Linked DNA regions of Homo sapiens: region 2 is linked to region 1. Evidence: chromatin loops called from intact Hi-C (ENCODE). Cell type or tissue: CD4-positive, alpha-beta T cell. All regions are shown on one strand. Each heading gives the region's core, and the rest is flanking DNA. Links, peaks and the distances in the headings are about the cores only. Region 1 overlaps CERS1 (ceramide synthase 1). Region 2 overlaps HOMER3-AS1 (HOMER3 antisense RNA 1).

Evidence for each region. Hi-C counts contacts between places; a loop is a spot of excess contacts. Peaks named below come from ENCODE experiments on the same cell type or tissue, not always from the same donor. Only the 100,000 strongest peaks of a DNase experiment are listed, where the experiment ranks them.
Region 2: a loop joins it to region 1, with 2.2 times the contacts of the local background. A loop is called at or near these places in 3 of 110 quality-filtered maps.

Annotation. Positions count from the first base shown.
Region 1 is chr19:18,876,050-18,884,049 of GRCh38, reverse strand. It overlaps CERS1 (ceramide synthase 1), which reads left to right. Exons shown (of 8, transcript NM_021267.5): 4 at 3,615-3,776; 5 at 4,662-4,809; 6 at 5,011-5,120. It overlaps GDF1 (growth differentiation factor 1), which reads left to right. Exons shown (of 8, transcript NM_001492.6): 4 at 3,615-3,776; 5 at 4,662-4,809; 6 at 5,011-5,120. Among named protein-coding and RNA genes, the nearest start is that of CERS1, 16 kb to the left of the region's middle. RefSeq lists a silencer at 3,799-3,848. In CD4-positive, alpha-beta T cell, for the core only: no CTCF peak of the experiment used is centred there; a DNase peak (open chromatin) is centred at 4,109.
Region 2 is chr19:18,946,165-18,962,075 of GRCh38, reverse strand. HOMER3-AS1 (HOMER3 antisense RNA 1) reads right to left here. Exons shown (of 3, transcript NR_134913.1): 2 at 15,848-15,911; 3 at 15,245-15,750. It also overlaps the pseudogene RN7SL70P. Among named protein-coding and RNA genes, the nearest start is that of HOMER3, 13 kb to the right of the region's middle. In CD4-positive, alpha-beta T cell, for the core only: no CTCF peak of the experiment used is centred there; no DNase peak of the experiment used is centred there.

The DNA.
Region 1 (8,000 bases), core at 1-8,000:
GCCCACACAGAGTGCGGAGGCTGATGTTGCGGCGGGGCACAGAGGAGGCCGTGGAGGGGATCACATCAGGTCGGAGTGCTCAGGGTTCCAAGGTCAGAGTGCTCAGGGGTCCGACGAGGGGACAGACCAGAGGCAGGAAGGCTGAGGAGGGGATGTGGGCCCGGAGATTCCTGAGGGAGATTCCGCTGGGATGGGGTGAAACAGGCCCAGAGAGCCATAGCCACCCCACCCCACTCACCCACCCAGCTCTTCAGACGCTGCCCTTGACCAGCCAGGTCACACACCCAGGAGTTCCTGAGCACCTGCCACGCCCAAGCAATGGGGGCATGGCTGTGAACGCAGCTGACACACCCTGATGTTCTAGAGCCAACCACAGCCGTCAGTGAGCCTTTCAGATGGAGTCTGTCCAAACCTCACCATGCTGTGTGCATAAAACCCACCCGGCTTCAAAGCCTTCACATACAAACGAGTGAAAATATCTTATCCACCCTTTTATTTCTCTCTCTCTTTTTTTTTTGAGACAAGGTCTCACTCTGTCACCCAGGCTGGAGTGCAGTGGCGTGACCATTGCTCACTGCAGCCTGGACCTCCTGGGCTCAAGTGATCCTCCCACCTCAGCTCCCCGAAGTGTGGGGATTACAGGTGTGCGCCACCACGCCTGGCCTTGTTATCTCGACTCCATATTGAAATGACAATATTTTGGATATACTGAATTAATTAGAATGCATTATTAAAATTAATATTACCTGTTCTTTTCTCTTTCTTGTTAAATGTGGCCAATAGAAACTTTAAAATGAAATACACTGCTCATATACTATTCCTACGGGACTAGCTGCTCTAGCTGCGATAATAGGGTAGCCACGCCCCACAAATATAGAGCAACAAAGAGGTGGCCCTTTCAACTTTAATTAGACTTAAATAAAACTCCAGGAGCAGTAGCTCATGCCTGTAGTCCCCCAGCTACTTAGAAGGCTGAGTCAGGAGGATTGCTTGAACCCAGAAGTTTGAGTTCAACCTAGGCAACGTAGGGAGACCCTGTCTCTAATAAATAAATTTTTAGGCTGAGTGCGGTGGCTCACGCCTGTAATCCCACCACTTTGCGAGGCCGAGGCGAGCGGATCATGAGGTCAGGAGATCGAGACCATCCTGGCTAACACAGTGAAACCGTGTCTCTACTAAAAATACAAAAATTAGCTGGGCGTGGTGGTGGGCGCCTGTAGTCCCAGCTACTCAGGAGGCTGAGACAGGAGAATGGCATGAACCCGGGAGGCGGAGGTTGCAGTGAGCCGAGATCATGCCACTGCACTCCAGCCTGGGCGACAGAGCGAGACTCCGTCTCAAAAATAAACAAACACGTACATAAATACATTTTTAAAATTACTTTATCTTATTTATTTACTTACTTATTTTTTTGAGACAGAGTCTCGCTCTGTCGCCCAGGCTGGAGTGCAGTGCCATGACATTGGCTTACTGCAACCTCCGGCTCCCAGGTTCAAGCAATCCTCCCGCCTCGCCTCAGCCTCCCAAGTAGCTGGGATTACAGGGGTATGACATCACACCGGCTAATTATTATATTTTTAGTAGAGATGGGGTTTCACCATGTTGGCCAGGCTGGACTCGAACTCCTGACCTCAAGTGATCCACCTGCCTCGGCCTCCCAAAGTGCTGGGATTACAGGTGTGAGCCACCACGTCTGGTTAGTTTAAAAAATAATTTTAAAAAGCCCCTATTCCATTCCTCAGCCACACAAGCCACAGTTCAAGGGCTCAGTGGCCACAAGTGGCTGGTGGCTCCCATGTTGGACAGTACAGGTTTAGAACATTCCCATAGTTCTAGAAAGTTCTATAATTCAAGGCTCTCTAGAGGGCAGAATCAGATGATAGAACCAAAAAGGAAGGAAGGAACAGTTCATTTGAAGGTGATAAGAATTATGGAGAAAAGGCCAGGTGCAGTGGCTCATGCCTGTAATCCCAGCACTTTGGGAGGCCGAGGTGGGTGGATCACCTGAGGTCAGGAGTTTGAGAACAGCCTGGCCAACATGGTGAAACCCTGTGTCTGCTAAAAATAAAAAAATTAGCTGGGCATGGTGATGAGTGCCTGTAGTCCAAGCTACTCAAGAGGCTGAGGTGGGAGAATCGCTTGAACCCGGGAGGCAGAGGTGGCTGTGAGCCGAGGCATTCCAGCCTGGGCAACAGAGTGAGGCTGTGTCTCCAAAAAAAAATTGTGGCTGCAGGTGTTAGGTGTTAGTTGGTCTGGGGGTGACAGATGAGCAGATGAGCAGAGACTGAAAGGAGTGAAGGGAGGTGCTGAATGCCAGGCACTGGCATGCTGGGTCATGGGGACAGCACGTGCAAAGGACCTGTGGCAGGAGCCCAGGAGCTGTCAGGAGACAGAGCAAGGAACAGGGACTTGGTGAGAGACACTTCCCCACGTCCAGGGTGAATCCAGGACCCTCGGGCAGCTCATCTGTCAGATGGAGACTCTGTGGAAGGACAGGGGATGGCCTTCGGGCTTATTAAGATCCTAATGGGGCCGGGCACGGTGGCTCACACCTGTAATCCCAGCACTTCGGGAGGCCAAGGCGGGTGGGTCACATGAGGTTGGGAATTCGAGATCAGCGGGACCAACATGGTGAAACCCCGTCTCTACTAAAAATACAAAATTAACTGGGCGTGGTGGCACATACCTGTAATGCCAGCTACTTGGGAAGGCTGAGGCAGGAGAATTGCTTGAACCCGGGAGGTGGAGGTTGCGGTGAGCTGAGATCGTGCCATTGCGCTCCAGCCTGGGCAACAAGAGCAAGACTCTGTCTCAAAAAAAAAAAAAAATTAAAAAAAAAAAGGATCCTGATGGGCTGCGGCAGAGGCCTTTCCTGCAGCGATGGCCAGGCTGCACGTACAGACCTGGAAGTCTCATCATGGTGGTGGTGTCCAAAGTGAGGGACAAGCTCATGGAGGATCTGGACACAGAGTACCCCAGGCCTGTGAGAGTCGGGGGTCATAGAGGGTCAGAGGTCACCAAGATGAGGAGGGGCCAGCAAGGAACTTCCAAGACCGGGCACAGTGGCTCGCGCCTGTAATCCCAGCACTTTGGGAGGCCAAGGTGAGAAGATCGCTTGAGCCCAGGAGTTTGAGGCCATTCTGGGCAACATAGCAAGACCCAGTCTCTACTAAAAATTAAAAAAATTAGCCGTGTGTGGTGTTGCTTTCCTGTAGTCCCAGCTTCTCCGGGGGCTGAGGTGGGAGGATCACTTGAGCCTAGGAGTTTGAGGCTGCAGTGGGCCCGATCACACCACTGCACCCCAGCCTGGGCCACAGAGCAAGACCCTGTCTCAAAAGAAAAATAAACTTCCAGGGAGCTCCCTGGGCCACATGGGGACACTGAGGCAGGGAAGATGAGGGTCTGGTTGGGGGTGCACGGCTAAGTGGGGGACAGTGAGGAAAGGGCATCCTGGGAAGTGGAGATGGGCAGGGCAGGCGAGGCAGGAAGGGTGGCTTTGAAGAGGCCCACGGGGAGCCTGAGGTGTAGCCCAGGGACTCTGCTGGGGGCCTTAGTGCAGAGTGGAGGTCCCCCAATGTGAGCTGCCCTCTCCTCTCTGCCTGCTGCTCCCCCAGGTACCACAATGTGGGCATCCTTGTGCTCTTCCTGCACGATATCAGTGACGTGCAGCTTGAGTTCACCAAGCTCAACATTTACTTCAAGTCCCGCGGCGGCTCCTACCATCGGCTGCATGCCTTGGCAGCAGACTTGGGCTGCCTCAGCTTCGGCTTCAGCTGGTGAGTGGTAGGGAGTGCTGGGCAGGGAGGGAGGTGTGGCCTGGTGAGGTGGGTGTGTCCAGAAAAGGGGCGGGACCAGGCAGGGAAGGAGGCGGGGCCCGGTGAGGTGGGTGTGTGGCATGACAGGGGAGGGGCCTCATGATTTGGGTGGGACTGAAGGGGCGGGGCTATACAGGAAAGGAGTAGGACAAGGGTGGGGCCAACTGAGCTAGGAGTGGGGCTGGGCAGAAAAGGATAAGCCAGGTGAGGTGGGTGGATCCAGGAAGGGGAGGGGCCTGGTGAGATAGGTTGGGCCAGGCATGGAAGGGGAAGAGCTAGACTAATACAGAGCAAGCCAGGGGTGGGGCCAAGCAGGGTTGGGGTAGGGCTAGGCAGAGAAAGAGGTAGGGCTTTGGTGTGGTGGGGAAGACCTGGCAGAGAAAGGGAGGCGCTGTGCAGGGAAGGAGGTGGGGGCTTGGTGAGGTGGGCGGGGCCTGGCAGAGAAGGGGAGGGACTGGGCAGGGAAGGAGGTGGGGCCTTGGTGAGGTGGGTGGGGCCTGGCAGGAAAGGGGAGGGACTGGGCAGGGAAGGAGGTGGGGTTTGGTGAGGTAGGTGGGGCCTAGCAGAGAAGGGGAGGGACTGGGAAGGGGAGGAGGTGGGGCCTTGGCGAGGTGGGTGAGGCCTGGCAGGGAAGTGGGGGGCCAGGCGGGGAAGGATGTGGGGCCTTGGCGAGGTGGGCGGGGCATGGCAGGGGAGGGGAAGGACAGAGCAGTAGTAGAAACAGGTGGGCAGAGGTGGGCAAGGATGGGATAAGGGGGCAAGGGTGGGTCTAGGACGGGATAGGACAGGGACTGGGTAGGGCACCGTCCCCCTCCACCCACGGCCTCCTGACTCCTCCCACCGCAGGTTCTGGTTCCGCCTCTACTGGTTCCCGCTCAAGGTCCTGTATGCCACCAGTCACTGCAGTCTGCGCACGGTGCCTGACATCCCCTTCTACTTCTTCTTCAATGCGCTCCTGCTGCTGCTCACCCTTATGAACCTCTACTGGTTCCTGGTGAGTCGGCCCCGGCTCTCCTCCACAGTGGCGGTCCCGTCCTCGTCCCAATCCCTGTCCCCTCCTCAGGCAGTCCCGGGGAGGGGCACGTTAGGTGGCAGACAGCCCGTGTGGAGGGCCCGGGACAGGAGCACATGGCTGTCAGCAGGGCAGTGGCGTGGGGGCTTTCTTCTCACTGGCACCTCCCCTCCCCTCTCGCAGTACATCGTGGCGTTTGCAGCCAAGGTGTTGACAGGCCAGGTGCACGAGCTGAAGGACCTGCGGGAGTATGACACAGCCGAGGCCCAGAGCCTGAAGCCCAGCAAAGCCGAGTGAGTGTGGAGGGGCCCGCACCCCGCGTTCCCTCCTTTAGTGTCACCCGTCCAAGCGTGTTCGTGGGCAGGCCCCCAAGACCCAGCAGCAGATGAGGCCGACGCGGATGCTGCCCCCCAAGCCTACTCCAAAACAGAGACTGCAATAAAGGCGTGGACGATGTGGCCAGTACCCTGAAGGACAGGACAGTGAGGAAGGGGAGGGAGAGGCTGGGGAGGGGCAGGCAGGGCGACAGGCAGGGTCTCAGCGGTAGGGACACTGAGGGCCAGGCCTAGTGGCTGGTGTGGCGGGAGTGGCGAGCCAGGGCCCTGTGGGTGGTGAGGAGTAGTTGCTGGCCAGCCTGGATGACGACCTCTGACCCATGTCGCCACTGGAGCTGGTGGCAGTGGGGCTGGGGAGGAAGGAACGCCAAGGGCCACAGAGAGAACCCAGGCTCCATCTGGGCCGAGACATCCTGGCCTCTGAGTTTGACAGGGGAGCCCACTGCCCGGCCAAACAGGAGCTGGGGCTGGGAGCTCAGACTCAGTCCAGCCCAGGTGGGAGTCCTGGGGAAGGAGATAGCCCACGAGCCTCACCAGCCCTGGGTGACAGCCAGATGGTGTCCGAAGCCCCAGGCCTGGGGCAGGCAGGGGGTGTCTGGGCCAGGGATGAACGGAGGCCAAACTGGGTAACAAGCAGAGTCGGGTGTGCAGTGTCTCATAGGCAACGTGAGGAGTGTTTGAGCAGGAGCCGGGGCAGGAGGTTGTGGAAGGCCCTGGAAGGTGCCGACCAGCCAGGCCCTCTGATTTGGCCGGTGGGGGCCATCGGTGACGTGGGAACGATGGTTTCAGGGAAGCAGTGGCTCAGAGCTCCGTGACGTTTTTTGGAACGGGAGGTGCGAGATGCAGACATTTAACACATCCGGGGCTGTAGCCAGGCAGAGGAGCGTCAGACCCCCCACCCTGTTTGGAAGGGAGAACCCATCAGATTCGCCTTGGGTGTAGATGAAACAGAAATAAAAGAATCAAAGACGACTCAAGACTTTTGGCTCGAGCTGGTATTGACTGAGATGGGATTGGGGCAGAGGGTCACATGGGTTCTGGCAGATGCGGCGTTAGGAGCCTCCTTTTGAGGGTGTTAGATTGCGCTGTCCTTTGAGCATGAGTCAAGAATTCTTTTTTTTTTTTTTTTTTGAGACAGGGTCTCACTCTGTCGTCCAGGCTGGAGTGTGCAGTGGCACGATCTCGGCTCGCTGCAACCGCCGCCTCCCAGGCCCAGGAAGTGATCCTCCTGCCTCAGCCTCCCAAGTAGCTGGGCCCACAGGCATGCACCACCATGCTGTGCTAACTTTTGTATTTTTTGTAGAGCTGGGGTTTCCTCATGTTGCTCAGGCTGGTCTCAAACACCTGGGCTCAAGTGGTCCACATGCCTTAGCCTCCCAAAGCTGCTGGGATTACAGGCATGAGCCACTGCAGCCGGCCTGAGTCGGGAATTCTCCAGAGATCAGCTAGGTCTCTCCAAGGAGTCTTCCAAAGGTGGCGATGGCTAAAGGGGGCACCAGTTTGGCCACATCTAGACACCAGGAAGGTCCTCTTGCTGTAGAACAGTGAGCTCATGGTGGGGACATCCTCGGAGGTGCAGAACCCAGAACAAGAGGAAGCCAGACCTCCCAGCCCCACCAGTGTCTGGCTCTGTCCCCGCTGAGGATGTCTCATCAGAACACAGGGTAAGAGCTGGCATGTCCTCTAGGACAGCAAAGCATGCACCCTGTACAGAAGTGCCAGAGAGTATCAGGGAACACCCTGTGATGATTGATCCCATAGGCACCACCAGCAGAATTCGATTCTCCAAGGACAGCCGGAGTTAGTGCAGTTGGGTATAAAACAGGATGGGACGAAGGCAGTCAGGCTGAGAGACGTCTTCCAAAAGAGCCCGTCAGGATGCCCAGAAACTGTCAAGATCATGGGAATCAGGGAAAGACCGAGGAACAATCCAGGGTCAGAGGAGACCAAGGAGACAGATGCCACCTGCAGCATGGGCTCCTGGACCAGGAAAGGGACCTTCACCAAGAAGCTGGTGAATTCAAATCATGTGGAGAGTTTAGTTAATAGCAAAGCACCAATGTCGGTTTCTTTAGCTGCAACCCATGTGCCATGGAAATGTAAGCTGTAATGTCAGGGGAGCTGGATGGAGGTGACAGGAGCTCCCTCTACTCCCTTTGTAGCATCTCTGTAAATCTAAAATTAATCTAAAATAAAAAAGTTTGGCCAGGCGTGGTGGCTCACGTCTGTAATCCCAGCACTTTGGGAGGCCAAGGCAGGAGGATGGCTTGAGGCCAGGTGTTCAAGACCAGCCTGGGCAATATAGGGATATGCAGTTCCTACACACACACACACACACACACACACACACAACCCAATCAAAACAAAACAAAACAAAAAACAGCCATGTGTTGTGGCACACACCTATAGTCCCAGCTACTCAGGAGGCTGAGGTGGGAGGATCACTTAAGCCAGGGAGCTGCAGTGAGCCGTGATCACACCACTATACTCCAGAGCAACAGAGCAAGACCCTGTCTCAAAACAAAGAAAAAAGACAAACCAAAACAAACAAAAAAGTTTATTTTAAAAACAGGTATGAGAGACCATCAAAAATGGCATTGAAGACCAGGCGCGGTGGCTCACGCCTGTAATCCCAGCACTTTGGGAGGCCAAGGCAGGTGGATCACTTGAAGTCAGGAGTTGGAAACCAGCCTGGCTAACATGGTGAAACCCCATCTCTACTAAAAATACGAAAAATTATCCAGGCATGATGGCGCACGCCTGCAATCCCAGCTACTCAGGAGGCTGAGGCAGGAGAATCGCTTGAACTCGGGAGGCAGAGGTTGCAGTGAAAAAAAG
Region 2 (15,911 bases), core at 2,991-10,990, 75 kb before region 1:
TATTTGTGCACGATCACCCACAGCAGGATCCTTTCATCCTGCTGGTAGCTTAGCCTCAACTGCGTGTAGCAAGAAAGCTCTTCCGCTGCAGTGCTGAGCCGCCCGCTCCGCCCAGCCCCAGCCCCAGCCCCAGCCCACCCGGCGCATCTCAGCCTCTAGCCACGCCCCCAAACCCTCTGCACAGGTGCACTTCGCCCCGCTTCCACCTGATGGGGCAGCCTGGTCCTGCACTGCCCACCCAATAAAGATAGCCCCGCCCCATCAGGCGCATCCTGGACCCAAGTCCACTCCTCCCTATGGGCCGCTGTCTGGTCCCTAGCACCGGCTGACCTTTGCGCCCCGCCTTCTTTCTATACCGTGGATGCAGGAATAGCCTCGTCCCAAAACCTGCCCCTACATGTCCTTGCCGTGTGACCCCGGGAGTATCGTTTCACCTCTGAACCTCAGCTTTCCCCTCTCTACAGTGAGTGGGGGTCGAGCCCCCTCTGTGACTCGATTGATCCACTCCTAGCAGGCTGTTGGATCGACGATCTTTGAGGATGCAGGTTGAGCGCTCAGCATATCACCGGCGCTCAATAAATGGCCTTGTTTCTTCCGTTTGTCTGGAACAGGAGATGCAGAAATAGGCAGTAGTGGCTGGCCATGATGGCTCACACTTGTAATTCCAACACTTTGGGAGGCTGAGGCGGGTGGATCACCTGAGGTCAGGAGTTCGAGACCAGCCTGGCCAACATGGTGAAATCCCGTCTCTACTAAAAATACAAACATTAACAGGGCATGGTTGTGCACGCCTGTAATCCCACCTACTAGGGAGGCCAAGGCAGGAGAATCGCTTGAACTCAGGAGGCGGAGGTTGCAGTGAGCCGAGATGGCGCAACTGCACTCCAGCCTGGGCAACAGTGAGACTCTGTCTCAAAAAAAAAAAAAAAAAGAGCCGGGCGCTGTGGCTCACGCCTGTAATCCCAGCACTTTGGGAGGCCAAGGCGGGCGGATCACGAGGTCAGGAGATCAAGACCATCCTGGCTAACACGGTGAAACCCCGTCTCTACTAAAAATACAAAAACAAAATTAGCCCGGTGTGGTGGCGGGCGCCTGTAGCCCCAGCTACTCGGGAGGCTGAGGCAGGAGAATGGCGTGAACCCGGGAGGCGGAGCTTGCAGTGAGCCGAGATCGCGCCACTGCACTCCAGCTTGGGAGACAGAGCGAGACTCCGTCTCAAAAAAAAAAAAAAAAAAAAATTATGCGGGCATGGTGGTGCATGCCTGTAATCCCAGCTACTCAGGAGGCTGAGGCAGGAGAATCACTTGAACCTGGGAGGCAGAGGTTGCAGTAAGCCGAGATCATGCCATTGCACTCCAGCCTTGTTGACAGAGCGAGACTCCGTCTCAAAAAAAGAGAAAGAAAGAAAAAAAGAAATAGGCAGTAGTTGGAGAGGGCTGGCTGAGGAAGAAGCCAGCAGGTTGGGCAGGGGCAGAAGCCGGCCCTGAACCTCAGTTTTCTTATCTGTAAAAGGGACCTTCAGGCCAGGTACAGTGACTCATGCCTGTAATCCCAGTGGTTTGGGAGGCTGAGGTGGGAAGATAGCTTGAGGCTCCCCTCACTGGACAGCTAGACACACTTCCCTGCTGGACATTCTAAATTAAATTAGCCCCCTAAAAATGTAAGACACAGGCTGAAGGGTGGGGTCCCATCTCTACCTTGCCTTCACTGGCTGCAGGTCTGAGTGCTCATGGATTTTCTTTTTTTTTTTTTTTTTGAGACGGAGTCTTGCTCTGTTGCCCAGACTAGAGTGCAATGGCACGATCTCGGCTCACTGCAACCTCCACCTCCCGGGTTCAAGCGATTCTCCTACCTCAGCCTCCTACGTAGCTGGGATTTCAGGTACGTGCCACCACGCCCGACTAATTTTTTGTATCTTTAGTGGTGATGGGGTTTCACCATGTTGGCCAGGCTGGTCTCAAACCCCTGATCTCAGGATCCATCCACCTCGGCCTCACAAAGTGCTGGGATTACAGGCACGAGCCACCGCGCCCGGACGGTCATGGGTTTTCTTGTCATTGGTGGTGTTTTGAAACAGAGCCTCACTCTGTCACACAGGCTGGAGTGCAGAGGTTGATCACGGCTCACTGCAGCCTTGATCCCAGGCTCAAGTGATTCTCCCACCTTAGTCTCCCAAGTAGCTGGGACTATCGGTGTGCGCCACCACACCCAACTAATTTTTTTATTTTTAGTAGAGATGGGATTTCACTATGATGGCCAGTCTGGTCTCAAACTACCAGGCTCAAGCAATCTGCCCGCCTCAGCCTCCCAAAGTGCTGGGATTACAGGCGTGAGCCTCGGCACCTGGCCCAGACAGTCTTTTATTTATTTATTTTCCGAGACAGGGTCTCACTGTGTCACCCAGGCTGGAGTACAGTGGCACAATCATGGCTCACTGCAGCCTCTAATTCCTGGGCTCAAGCGATCCTCCCACATCAGCCTCCTAAGAAGCTTGGACCACAGGCATGCACCACCATGCCTGGCTAATTTTATTTTATTTTTTGTAGAGATGGGTTTTGCCATGTTGCCCCAGACTGGTCTCAATCTCCTGGGCTCAAGTGATCCCCTGGCCCCAGCCTCCCAAAGTACTGGGATTACAAGCATGAGCCACGGCACCCAGCCAAATTGGGATTTATAAAAACCTTTGTCAAGAGAGTGTAGGCTGGGCACGGTGGCTCACCCTTGTAATCCCAGCACCTTTGAGAGGCCGAGGCAGGTGGATCACTTGAGGTCAGGAGTTCAAGACCAGCCTGATCAACATGGTGAAACCCTGTTACTACTAAAAATACAAAAATTAGCAGGGCATGGTGGCGCATGTCTGTAGCCCCAGCTACTCATGGGGGCTGAGACAGGAGAATCACTTGAACCCAACAGGCAGAGGTTGCAGTGAGCCGAGATTGTGCCCTGCACTCTAGCCTGGGTGACGGAGTGAGAAACTGTCTCAAGAAATTTAAAAAAAGGAGAGTTTAAATGCTGGCCAAGGACCAAGGAAACCAATCAAGGGGCCTCAGGGTTCAAGCTTTATGTTTGGGGACAATCTTAGGCCATAGGATGGGGTGACCTCCCTGCCAGCCTTGTAGCCTACTCACTTGAGGCTCAGCGGTCCCTCCCTCAGACAGGGACCTCCATTCTGTCACCTACGATGACACCTTCTTTTCTTGTGGGATCCACTGTTTGGAAACGTGTGTAATCAATCCCAGCACTTTGGGAGGCCAAGGAGGTGGGCGAAATCACCTGAGGTCGGGAGTTCAAGACCAGCCTGGCCAACATGGTGAAACCCCGTCTCTACTAAAAATACAAAAATTAGTCGGACATGGTCGTGCGTGCCTGTAGTCCCAGCTACTCATAAGGCAGAGGCGAGAGAATCGCTTGAACCTGGGAGACGGAGGTTGCAGTAAACCAAGATTGTGCCATTGCACTCCAGCCTAGATGACAGAGTGAGACTCTGTCTCAAAAAAACAAAAACAAAAACAAAAACTTTTTTTTGGTAGAGACAGGATCTTGCTGTGTTGCCCAGGCTGGTCTCGAACTCCTGGACTCAAGCGATCCTCCATCCTGGGCCTCCCAAAGTGCTGGGATTATAGGCACGAGGCGCCATGCCTGGTTTATGGCTTCTGATTTTAATCTACATCTTGCAAAGCAAATATCTCTAACATTCATTTGCAAATGTCAGACATTCAGAGAAATGGACACACTCACCCATCACTGCTGGGAGCCAAGTAAGGTCCCCTGTATGGAAGGTGATGTGGTCTTAAGTATTCATCAAAAATGCTGAAAAGCTGGGTTCAGGGATGAATGCCTGTAGTCCCAGCTACTCAGGAGACTGAGGTGGAAGAATCACTTGAATCCGGGAGTTCTGGGCTGTAGTGCACTATGCCAATTGGGTGACTACAGTAAGTTTGGTGTCAATATGGTGACCTCCCAGGGAGCGGGAGACCACCACCAGGTTGCCTAAGGAGAGGTGAACCGGCCCAGGTTGGAAACTGAGTAGGTAAAATTCTTGTGCTGATCAGTAGTGGGATCACACCTGTGAATAGCCACTGCACTCCAGACGGGCAACATACTGAGACCCCTGTCTCAAAAAAAAAAAAAAAAAGGAAAAGGAGAAGGAGAAAACTTGAAAACGTGTGTTTGGCTGGGCTCGGTGGCTCATGCCTGTAAACTCAACACTTTGGGAGGCCGAGGCCGGTGATCACTTGAGGTCAGGAATTTGAGACCAGCCTGGCCAACATGGTAAAACCCCATCTCTACTAAAAACACAAAACTTAGCCGGCCGTGGTGGTGGGTGCCTGTAGTCCCAGCTACTTGGGAGGCTGAGGCAGGAGAATCACTTGAACCCAGGAAGTGGAGGTTGCAGTGAGCCGAGATTGCGCCACTGTACTCCATCCTGGGCGACAGAGTGAGACTGTCTCAGAAAAAAAAAAAAAAAAAAGAAAATGTGTTATTCTATTTGTTAGGCTGTCCCCAGAGAGTGACCTAGATGTCCAACCATAGGAGATCTGTTTAACAAACCATAGAAAAGCTTCAAGGTGAGTGATGCTGAAGTCTCTGAACTCAAGAATGTACACTGGAATTTGGCCTTGACTGACAAATCATGTGTATAGTGTAATTCCATTTGGGCTAAGAAAAAAAAGAAAGAAAGAAAAAAAATCTAGATGGAAATAGACCATCGTGTTAGTAACAGTTATTTCTGGGCATTGATTTTATTTTTAAAATTTTGTTCACTCAACAGATATTTACAGAGCACCTGGTCCGTGTCAGCTAGGGCCAAGGGCAAGGATGGCATCTGAATTTGTTTACTTAGTTTGTTTCCTGTGCCAGCATTTTAAAATTTACCAATAAGCACCAGGCATAAAGTAAATAGGTATTAAAAATTCAGAAAGGAAATTAAACGCTATGACAAGGGACCTATTTAGATTATTTACGTTACACGTGTCTGTGCTTTCTAAAACTGTTTTTACAATGAGCATACATTATTTGGAGAATCAGAAAAGAGGCCGGCACGGTGGCTCATGCCTGTAATCCCAGCACTTTAGAAGACTGAGGCGGACAGATCATTTGAGGTCAGGAGTTCGAGACCAGCCTCGCCAACATAGTGAAACCCCGTCTCTACTAAAAAATACAAAAATTGGCTGGGTGTGGTGGCTCACGCCTGTAATCCCAGCACTTTGGAAGGCCGAGGTGGGCAGAAAATGAGGTCAGGAGTTCAAGACCAGCCTGACCAACATGGTGAAACCCCGTCTCTACTAAAAATACATAAAAAAAAAAAAATAGCTGGGCATAGTAGTGAGTGCCTGTAATCCCAGCTACTGGGGAGGCTGAGGTAGGAGAAACGCTTGAACCCAGGAAGCAGAGGTTGCAGTGAGCCAAGATCATGCCACTGCACTCCAGCTCTGCGACAGAGCAAGACCCTGTCTCAAAAAAAAAAAAAAAAATTAGTTGGGCGTGATGGCGCGTGCCTGTAATCCCAGCTACTCGGGAGGCTGAGGCAGGAGAATTGCTTGAACCTGAGAGGCGGAGGTTGCAATGAGCCGAGGTCATCCCATTGCATTCCAGCCTGGGTGACAGAGTGAGACTTCATCTCAAAAAAAAAAAAAAAGGAAGAAAAGAAAAAGAAAATATGGAACTCTGAATCCATTAGGAAACATACACCTATGTCCCACACCCCTCCCATCCCCCCACCAGTGCCATCCACCTTTTTTTTTTTTTTTTTTTTTTTTTGAGATAGGGTTTCACTCTGTCATCCAGACTGGAATACAGAGGCGCCATCACGGCTCACTGCAGCCACGACCTCCTAGGCTCAAGCCATCCTCCCACTTCAACCTCCCGAGTAGCTGGGACCACTGGTGTACACTATCATGCCCAGCTAATCTTTTTATATTTTGTAGATATGGGGTCTCGCTATGTTGGCAGGCTGGTCTCAAGCTCCTGGCCCCAAATGATCCTTCTGCCTCAGCCTCCAAAAGTGTTGGGATTATAGGCATAAGCCACTGCGCCTGGCCCCATCCACCTTCTCAACCTCCCTTCCTGTTCTCCTCACCCCAGCTCCTCCTGGCCCCTCCCCTGGAGTGGAGCTGATACATCCCAGCTGATGGGGCCTGATGTGGGCCTCAACTCCTTGTAAATGTGCAATTAACATGAGACAGATTGATTTCCAAATGGGAAAACTGAGGCTCAGAGAGGTAAACTGACCTCTTCAGTGTCACACAGTGCACATGTGACAAAGTGGAGCACAAACCCAGATATATCTGTCGCTGGAGCTCTTGCTGACCCCAGAGTGGCCTCAGGCCAAGCCTGAATTCCTTCCCCGGGCCTTTTTATTGGGCTTAAATCACAGGGGCTTTATTATTGGTGGGTGGGGTGGTATCCCCCCTGACCTGGAGGCCTGATGCCTCAATGGCCCACAGGCAGAAATTGCTGGTCTTCTCCTCGGCGCCCCCTCACACTGGTGCTGCTGGGCCCCCAAGAAACCTCGGCCTCAGGCCTTGCTCTCGAGCAGCCTCCAGTCTGAAAGCTGAGCCAGGTGCATTCACTCTTCGCTCCATGGGTTGGGCCTGGGTGAGAGGAAGGGACAGGGAGGGTCTGGGCCACACCAAGGGCTGCAAGGAGGAAGGCACATGGAGTTGGGGCTTGAAGAATGAGTAGAAGTATGAGAAGTGGAAGTAGAGTTGGGTGGATCATGGATGATGCCTGCATATGAGGGTGGATGGATGGAAGCATGGATGGATGGGATAGGAATGGGGGATTGGTGAATGGTGGGATGGATGGGGATGGATGGGGGATGGAAGATAAATGACTGGATGGGTGACTGGGCAGATGGATGGGCAGATGGATGGATAAATAATGGATCGATGAATGGATGAATATATGGGAAGATGAGTGTACACACGGTTGGATGGTTGGATGGATGGGTGTATAGATAGATAAATGAATAGTAAATGGATGAATGGATAGTTGGATGGATGGGAAGATGGCTGGGTGAATGGATGGATGGATAGATGGATGGATGGGTGGATGGGTGGATGGATGGATGGATGGGTGGGTGGATGGGTGGATGGATGGGCAGATGGATAGGTGTATGGATGGATGGATGGGTGGGTGGATGGATGGATGAATGGATGGATGGATGGATGGATGGATGGATGGATGAATGGGTGGATGGATAGATGATTGGATGGTTGGATGGTTGGGGAGATGGATGGGTGTATGCATGGATGGATGGGCGGGTGGATGGATGGATGGGTGGATGGGTGGATGGATGGATGGGTGGATGGGTGGATGGATGGATGGATGGTTGGGAAGGTGGATGGGTGTATGGATGGCTGGATGGGTGGGTGGATGGGTGGATGGATGGGCAGATGGATAGGTGTATGGATGGATGGATGGGTGGGTGGATGGATGGATGGGTGGATGGGTGGATGGGTGGGTGGATGGATGGTTGGATGGATGGGAAGATGGATAGGTGAATGGATGGATGGGTAGGTGGATATGTGGATGGATGGGTAAATGGGTGGATGGATGGATGGTTGGATGGATGGGAAGATGGATGGGTGTATGGATGGATGGATGGGTGGGTGGATGAGTGGATGGATGGGCAGATGAATAGGTGTATGGATGGATGGATGGGTGGGTGGATGGATGGATGGATGGATGAATGGAAGAATGGGTGGACGGATAGATGGTTGGATGGATGGGAAGATGGATAGGTGTATGGATGGATGGATGGCTGGGTGGGTGGGTGGATGGATGGATGGATGGATGGATGGACGGACAGGCAGATGGGTGGGTGGATGGATGGATGGATGGATGGATGGATGGATGGATGGGCGAATGAGTGGATGGGTGGGTGGATGGGTGGGTGGATGGATGGATAGGCATTGAGTGGGTGCATGAACATGTGAGGAAGTGGAAAGGTGTAGCTTGAGCCCCAACACTCTCTAAGCACCCCGCCTACCCTTCGAAGAGCCCAGTGTAGACTGTCACACTGGTAGTGGCCCTAGTGCGCCTGTGCCTTGCATCCCTGTATCCAACCTGGTCTCCCCAGGTGCCTTTTCAAGGGCCAGCCCCTCCTCCCACAGGACTCCAGACAGCTGCCTTCGAGCCAGGTCCAGATGCTGCTCAACACCCACCCTGGGCCCTGTGACTGCTAGAAGGTGGAGGGCTCTGGCAGATGTGAGTTGGAGGTCACTGGCCAGTTACACAATGTCTGTTTTGCATGTGGGCATGGCTGTGGTGTCCCAGATGGACTCTGAGTGGCCCCCCAGGAGAGGGTCTCATCTAGAAGCGAGAGGCCAGCCCCCAAGCAACTGCTCTCCAAGTCTGTATGTCTATGTTTCTTTCTGTTTCTCACTCTCCTGACCTGTTAACAGCCAACTCCTGAGCACCTACCACCTGGAAGGGCCCTGCAGGAACCCCTCAGCTACTGGTCATGACCTCCCTGGATGGTACCCCCCAGAACAGTGGGGTTACCACCAAGGGCTTGGCCCAGCCACCAGCAGCTATATCCCTCCTGGGTCCCAGGATAGATGCCAAAGCCTGAGGGACCCCAAGGTGTTAGGGGGGACCCCAAGATGTGGGTGTACTGACACCCTTCCCCAGACTCTGGTCCCCATTGACTTTGGGATTTGTTTCTTTGTTGTTTTTCTTTTTTTTTTTCTTTGTTGTTTTTCAAGACAGGTCTCGCTCTGTCCCCCACGCTAGAGTGCAGCGGTGCAATTTGAGCTCACTGCAGCCTTGACCTCCTGGGCTCAAGCAGTTGTCCTGTTTCAGCCTCCCCAGTAGTTAGGACTACAGATGTGTGCCACCACGCCCGGCTAATTTTTGTTTGTGTGTTTTTATTTTTCTGAGGTGGAGTCTCACTCTGTCACCCAGGCTGGAGTGCAGTGGCGTGATCTTGGCTCACTGAAACCTCCGCCTCCCAGGTTCAAGCGATTCTCTTGACTCAGCCTCCTGAGTAGCTGGGATTACAGGTGTGTGCCACAATGCCCGGCTAATTTTTTTTTTTTGTATTTTTAGTAGAGATAGGGTTTCACCATGTTGTCCAGGCTTGTCTCAAACTCCTGACCTCAAATGATCCACCCACCTCGGCCTCCCAAAGTGCTGGGATTAGAGGAGTGAGCCACCGCACCTGGCCAGTGTCTCCCCTGTTGATGCAGTCAGCGCCCAACGTGTGACCCTTTCTCTTTGTTTCAGCGATCCTCCTTCCCTGTGACCTCCGTCCGGGCTGGAAGATCCTTGAACTCCGGAAAGCAGATGTTTCCCTGCTGTTGGAGGCCTGAGATTTCAGCGATAAGACCCGGAGGCCAGCATCCAGGACCTCGTGAGAGACAGAGGAAGATGGGAAAGGGTTTATGAAGACAAGTTTCCTCCCTCAGGCCCTGGGATTACAGGTGTGAGCCACTGTGCCTGGCTGCAAATCTTTTTTTTTTTTTTTTTTTTTGAGACAGTCTTGCTATTTCCCAGACTGTTGTGCAATGCTGCCATCTCGGCTCACTGCAACCTCCACCTCCCAGGTTCAAGCGATTTTCCTGCCTCAGCCTCCCGAATAGCTGGGACCACAGGCATGCACCATCACACCTGGCTAATTTTTGTATTTTTAGTAGAGATAGGGTTTCACCACGTTGGCCAGGCTGGTCTCGAACTCCTGGACTCAAGTGATCCTCCTGCCTCGGCCTCCCAAAGTGCTGGGATTACAGACATGAGCCATCGCACCCGGCTGCAAATATTTAAACACAAAAGAAGATCACAACTGGGTATAGTGGCGCACACCTGTAGTCCCAGCTACCTGGGAGGCTGAGGTGGGAGGATCATCTGAGACCAGGAGGTCGAAGCTGCAGTGAGCCATGATCACGCCACTGCACTTCAGCCTGGGTGAAAGCGTGAGACCTTGTCTAAAAAAAAAAAAAAAAAAAGCAGATCATGCCCTCTCCTGCTCAAAAGCCTTATGTGGCTCCCCAGTGCTCTAAGTATAAAGTCTGCATTCCTTCCTGGGGACCCACAGGTCCCTGATGCCCAGCCTGTAGCCCTCCCTGCCTACATGGTGCCCTCCCCACTCTGCCCAACTCACTTTGCTTCAGTCACAGCCGCCTCCTCAATGCTGTCCCAAGGGGCTGAACACATCCCTGCCTCAGGGCCTTTGGGCGTGCTATTGCCCTGAATCACCACCTCCACAAAGTAGCCTTCAGCAACCACTGCAGTCTTGACCTGGTGCTTTGCCTGGTTTTCTTTCTTTTGCAAAATCCTGTCAGAAGTCATTTCCTCGTTCCCTTGTCTACCAGACATGAGGTCCCTGAGGGCAGGGTGTCCTAACAGACCTGGATGCCTTAAGTGCTTAATAAACATGAGTTAATGATGAATAATCCTTGCTTTACAGAGGAGGAAACAGAGGCTCAGGGAGGAAGGGCTGTTGGACCCCTTGAGTTTGAGCCCAGGCTGCACCAAATCCACCTGCAGGTGGATGAGCAAACCCCCCAACCTGCTCCCTGGGTAAGCAAAGCTCCAGAGGTTGCAAGGAGCAGACTTGGCCTCTCAGACTGGGGTTCCAGGACCAGCCTTTCCTCTCTGCTGACTTTTTGTTGTTGTTGTTTTGAGACAAAGTCTCACTCTGTCGTCCAGGCTGGAGTGGAGTGGTGTGATCTGGGCTCACTGCAACCTCTGACTCCTGGGTTCAAGCAATTCTCCCACCTCAGCCTCCTGAGTAGCTGGGGTTACAGGTGCACACCACCATGCCCGGGTTACTTTTTGTGTTTTTACTAGAGGCAGGTTTTTGCCATGTTGGCCAGGCCGGTCTCGAATTCCTGACCTCAAGTGATCTGCCTGGTTTGGCCTCCCAAAGTGCTGGGATTACAGGAATGAGCCACCACCTCCAGCCTCCTGGTGACTTTTTTTTTTTTTTTTTTGAGACAGAGTCTCGCTCTGTTGCCCAGGCTGGAGTGCAGTGGCGTGATCTCGGCTCACTGCAAGCTCCACCTCCCAGGTTCACGCCATTCTCCTGCCTCAGCTTCCCAAGTAGCTGGGACTACAGGCGCCTGCCACCACGCTCGGCTAATTTTTTGTATTTTTAGTAGAAACGGGGTTTCATCGTGTTAGTCAGGATGGCCTCGATCTCCTGACCTCGTGATCCACCCGCCTCGGCTTCCCAAAGTGCTGAGATTACAGGCGTGAGCCGCCATGCCCGGCCTTTTTTTTTTTTTTTTTAAGATGAAGTCTCACTCGGTCACCCAAGCTGGAGTGCAATGGCGTGATCTTGGCTCACTGCAACCTCTGCCTCCCGGGTTCAAGGGTTCAAGTGATTATCCTGCCGCAGCCTCCCGAGTAGCTGGGACTACAGGCGTGTGCCACCACACTGAGCTAATTTTTGTATTTTTAGTATAGACAGGGTTTCACCATGTTGGTCAGGCTGGTCTTGAACTCCTGATCTCAGGTGATTCACCCACCTCGGCCTCCCAAAGTGCTGGGAGTATAGGCATGAGCTACCATGCCTGGTTATTTTTTTCTTTTTCTTTTTTTTTTTTTTTTTTGAGACGGAGTCTTGCTCTGTCACCCAGGCTGGAGTGCAGTGGCACGATCTCGGCTCACTGCAAGCTCCACCTCTCGGGTTCACATCATTCTCCTGCCTCAGCCTCCCCAGTAGCTGGGGCTACAGGCGCCTGTCACCATGCCTGGCTAATTTTTTGTATTTTTAGTAGAGACGGGGTTTCACCGTGTTAGCCAGGATGGTCTTTATCTCCTGACCTTGTGATCTGCCCACCTCGGCCTCCCAAAGTGCTGGGATTACAGGTATGAGCCACCATGGCCGGCCCATTTTTTTGTATTTTTGTAGAGATGGGGTTTCACCATGTTGGCCAGGCTGGTCTTGAACTCCTGACCTCAGGTGAGCAGCCTGCCTCCGCCTCCCAAAGAGCTGGGATTACAGGCATGAGCTACCACCTCCAGCCTTCTGCTGACTTTTACTTTGGGGAACTGACAAGCTCCCTGAGCCTCAGTTTTCTCTTCTATGAAATGGGTTAGCTAGGTGCAGTGGCTTATGCCTGTAATCTCCGCACTGTGGGAGGCTAAGGCAGGAGGATTGCTTGAGCCCAGGAGTTAGAGAGCAGCTTGGACAACATAGGAAGACCCCATCTCTACAAAATATTAAAAAATTAGCCAGGCTTGGTGGCTCACACCTCTAATCCCAGTGACTCGGGAGGCTGAGGCAGGAGAATCGCTTGAGCCCAAGAGGCTGAGGCTGCAGTGAGCTGAGATCGCACCACTGCACTCCAGCCTGGGCGGCAGAGTTAGACCTTGTCTCTCAAAAAATAAAAATTAATGCCGGGCGTGGTGGCTCATGCCTGTAATCTCAGCACTTTGGAAGGCCGAGGCGGGCGGATCACGAGGTCAGGAAATCGAGACCATTGTGGCTAACACAGTGAAACCCCGTCTCTACTAAAAATACAAAAAAAATTTAGCCGGGTGTGGTGGCACGTGCCTGTAGTCCCAGCTACTCAGGAGGCGGAGGCACGAGAATTGCTTGAACCTGTCAGATGGAGGTTGCAGTGAGCCGAGATCGCGCCACTGCACTCCAGCCTGGGTGGCAGAGTGAGACTCTGTCTCAAAAAAAATAAATAAATAAAAATAAATAAATACATAAATAATTTGGTTACATGTCAGGCCCATGGGGTCCAGACTTGGACCTTGCCTTCCTCCCCCAGAGCCCCTGCTGTGCACTCCTATACTGGATAACAGTGGAGCCCCTGAGAGGCCTGGGTCCTGGGCCTGGACTCCAGTTAGCCCCCAGTCTGGGAGGGAGGCAGGGCCAGACACAGACGCATCCTCGTCCTGGGGGTCAGGATTGTCAGAGTTGTGGGGAGGGCTGGAAGGCTTCCTGGAGGAGATGGCCTTAGAGCTGGCATTTCAGGCCATACGTGGGACCCAGTACAAGTGCTCTGAAGTGGGGCTGAGCAGCTTGACCAATGGGCAATGAGGAGCTTGAGCCTCTCTCTGAGGTGTCCAGGAGAGCCACGGAAGATGCTGGAGCAAGGAGGTGGGCAGCATCGCCAGTTAGAGGGGTCCCTTGGTGTGTGTTGGTGGGGGGGATCCTAGAGGGCATAGCCAGGGCACAGGTGGCCAAACCAGAGACCCCGGCCTGTGCCTGGGGACTAGGAATACTCTCCCTCTGGCAGACCCAGGGAAGAGGCTGTAGCATGTGAGTCACCTGGCTGCTGTGAGAACATTCGGCGCGCGGCAGCCCCACGTGGGCTGTCACCAAGCAGGAACACGGCCCCCAGAGGCCCTCTGAGCTGCCTTCCCCACGGGCTTCTGCTCTCTGTTCCCACAGCTGCTCCCCCAAGGCCACAGAAGGAGCGTGGGATGGGGGGACAGGCGGGGAGGAGGCCGTGTAGGCTGCACAGCCAGCATTTGGGAGCTCCAGGGTAGAGTGGGGCTTCCCCGGCAGAGGGCTCACTGTGTTCTGGGGCTGCCCTAGTCTCAGGACTCTGCTCAGGGTGGGGAAACTGAGGCTCAGAGAATGGTAGGGTCTGCGACCATTCTGCACATGGACAGACACCTCGTTCTTTCCTAAGAGCTGAAACCCTGCCCAGGGCCTGCAGTGTCAATGTGACCACTCCCTCTCTCTCTGGCTCCAAACTCCCCATGGCTCCCCAGTGCCTTCAGAATGAAACCCACACAACTCACCAAGACCCACAAGGCTCTGCTCAGTTCCTGTGACCCCCTAGGTCTCAGCAGTCCCATAAGCTTTTCTCCCACTTACTCCACTCTAGACACCTGTCTAATGTACCAGCAACATGTCCTGCCTGGCCCCACCTCAGGGCCTTTGCCCATGCTCCGACCCCCAGTGCCTAAAGCACCCTTTTTAAATTACACCTGTTTCATCCCTCAGGAAAGGTGCAAAGAGTTCATGAAAGGTTATATGCCCAGGAACACACAGCAAGCTGGTGGGACTTGGGATATGAAACCAGGCCCATCTGACTACCCCCACTCCCACCCCCTGGCAGCCCCTTTCCCGGCCATGGTATCACATCAAAAACAGACCTGGGCCGGGCGTGGTGTCTCACGCCTGTAATCCCAGCAATTTGGGAGGCCCAGGCAGGCGGATCACTTGAAGTTAGGTGTTCAAGACCAGCCTGGCCAACATGGTGAAACTCCATCTCTACTAAAAATGAAAAAATTAGTTGGGTGTGGCGGCACGCACCTGTAGTCCCAGCTACTCGGGAGGCTGAGGCAGCAGAATTGCTTGAACCTGAGAGGGGGAGATTGCAGTGAGCCGAGATTGTGCCACTGCACTCTGGCCTGGATGACAGCGAGACTCTGTCTCAAAACAAAACAAAAAGACTTCAAACCAATCCACCATGGAGCTGGCTGATTCTCAACCCCTCCAGATTTTTTTTTTTTTTTTTTTTTGAGACAAGAGTCTCGCTCTCCCGCCCAGGCTAGAGTACAGTGGCGCGATCTCGGCTCACTGCAACCTCTGCCTCCCAAGTTCAAGCGATTCTCTTGCCTCAGCCTCCTGAGTAGCTGGGACTACAGGAATGCACCACCACGCCCGGCTAATTTTTTATATTTTTAATAGAGACAGGGTTTCACCACATTGGCCAGGCTGGTGTTGAACTCCTGACCTCGTGATCCACCTGCCTCAGCCTCCCAAAGTGCTGGGATTACAGGTGTGAGCCATCGTGCCTGGCCATGCCCCTCCAGATCTTGCCACCTCTGGCTAGGTGCCAAAGACTCTCAGGCCTTGGGCCCAAGGCCCCCTGTTCAGGGAGCTCCAAGGCCAGCCGACCCCCAATTCCCGCAGTGCCTCCCCTGATGTGGCCTCAATTTCTCCGCCCCACTTTCTGCCCTTCAAGCGCTGCTGATGGCGGAGGCTTCAAGGACGCCACAGCCAAAAATAATCGGGCCCCGACCTACCTCCGGAAATTGGGGCAGCCCCGCCCAGCCACCTGGCACCCAGGAGGTAATTAGTGCATGTGGCAAATTAGGGTAATTAGGTCTGCGGGAACTGAACCTCGGGTCCAGGTTTGCTGCTCAGAGGGGCCTCAAGCACTGCCTCCTCCCATCCCCAACTCACTCTGGTCCTAGGTCCTCAAATCCATAAACCAGTGCTGGCGACCCCAACTCCACGACCCTTTCTTGCCTGGGCCTGAGGGAGCCTGGCTCCATTGCTTCATGGGGGGTTGTTGAATGAATTAACTTTAGCCGTGGGCAGAAGTCAAGTTCTGAATTTAAGGCAGGGTCTCCTTCAAGTGATGCAAAATCACCAATAGTACTGAGTCATCAAACTCCCCCTTTGCCTGACCCCCATGCGTCCACACTATGCTGGAAGATGACAAACTCTAGGGAAACATGGGCCCTGGTCTCAGCCCTTGAGAGACACTCAGGCTGGGGGAGTCAAAGCTGCACACAGACACTCCCAGGAGTCAGGGCTGGGCCAGAAAGAGGGAAGAGGGCTGGAAAAGGTCTAGAGGTAGAGGAGAGAGCTTCTTGGGGAGGAGAGCATTGAAGGTGAGGCTTTGAGGGATGAATAGGAGTTTGCAAAGAGGCTAATGTCTGGAGGTTGGCCCAACCAGCTATGGCTTGGGGAATGAAGAGAAGGAAGAGGGAGGTAGCTGGAGGGGGCACCTGAGAGGCCAGGAGCTAAAGATTTAGAGGATGTCATGCCAGGTTGGACCCATTTCTGTCCTTGAGAGTTCAGGCCTGGTTGGAGTCCTCTAACTTCTGAAAAAGAAAAGAGTAAGAGGTTGGTTCAGGATCAAAACCACATACCAAAAATAAATATGATGTTTATAACAGCAAGCATTTATTAAGCACCTACAATCACGTTCTCTTCACATAACAACTCATTGGAGGCCAGATGCAGTGGCTTACATCTGTTATCC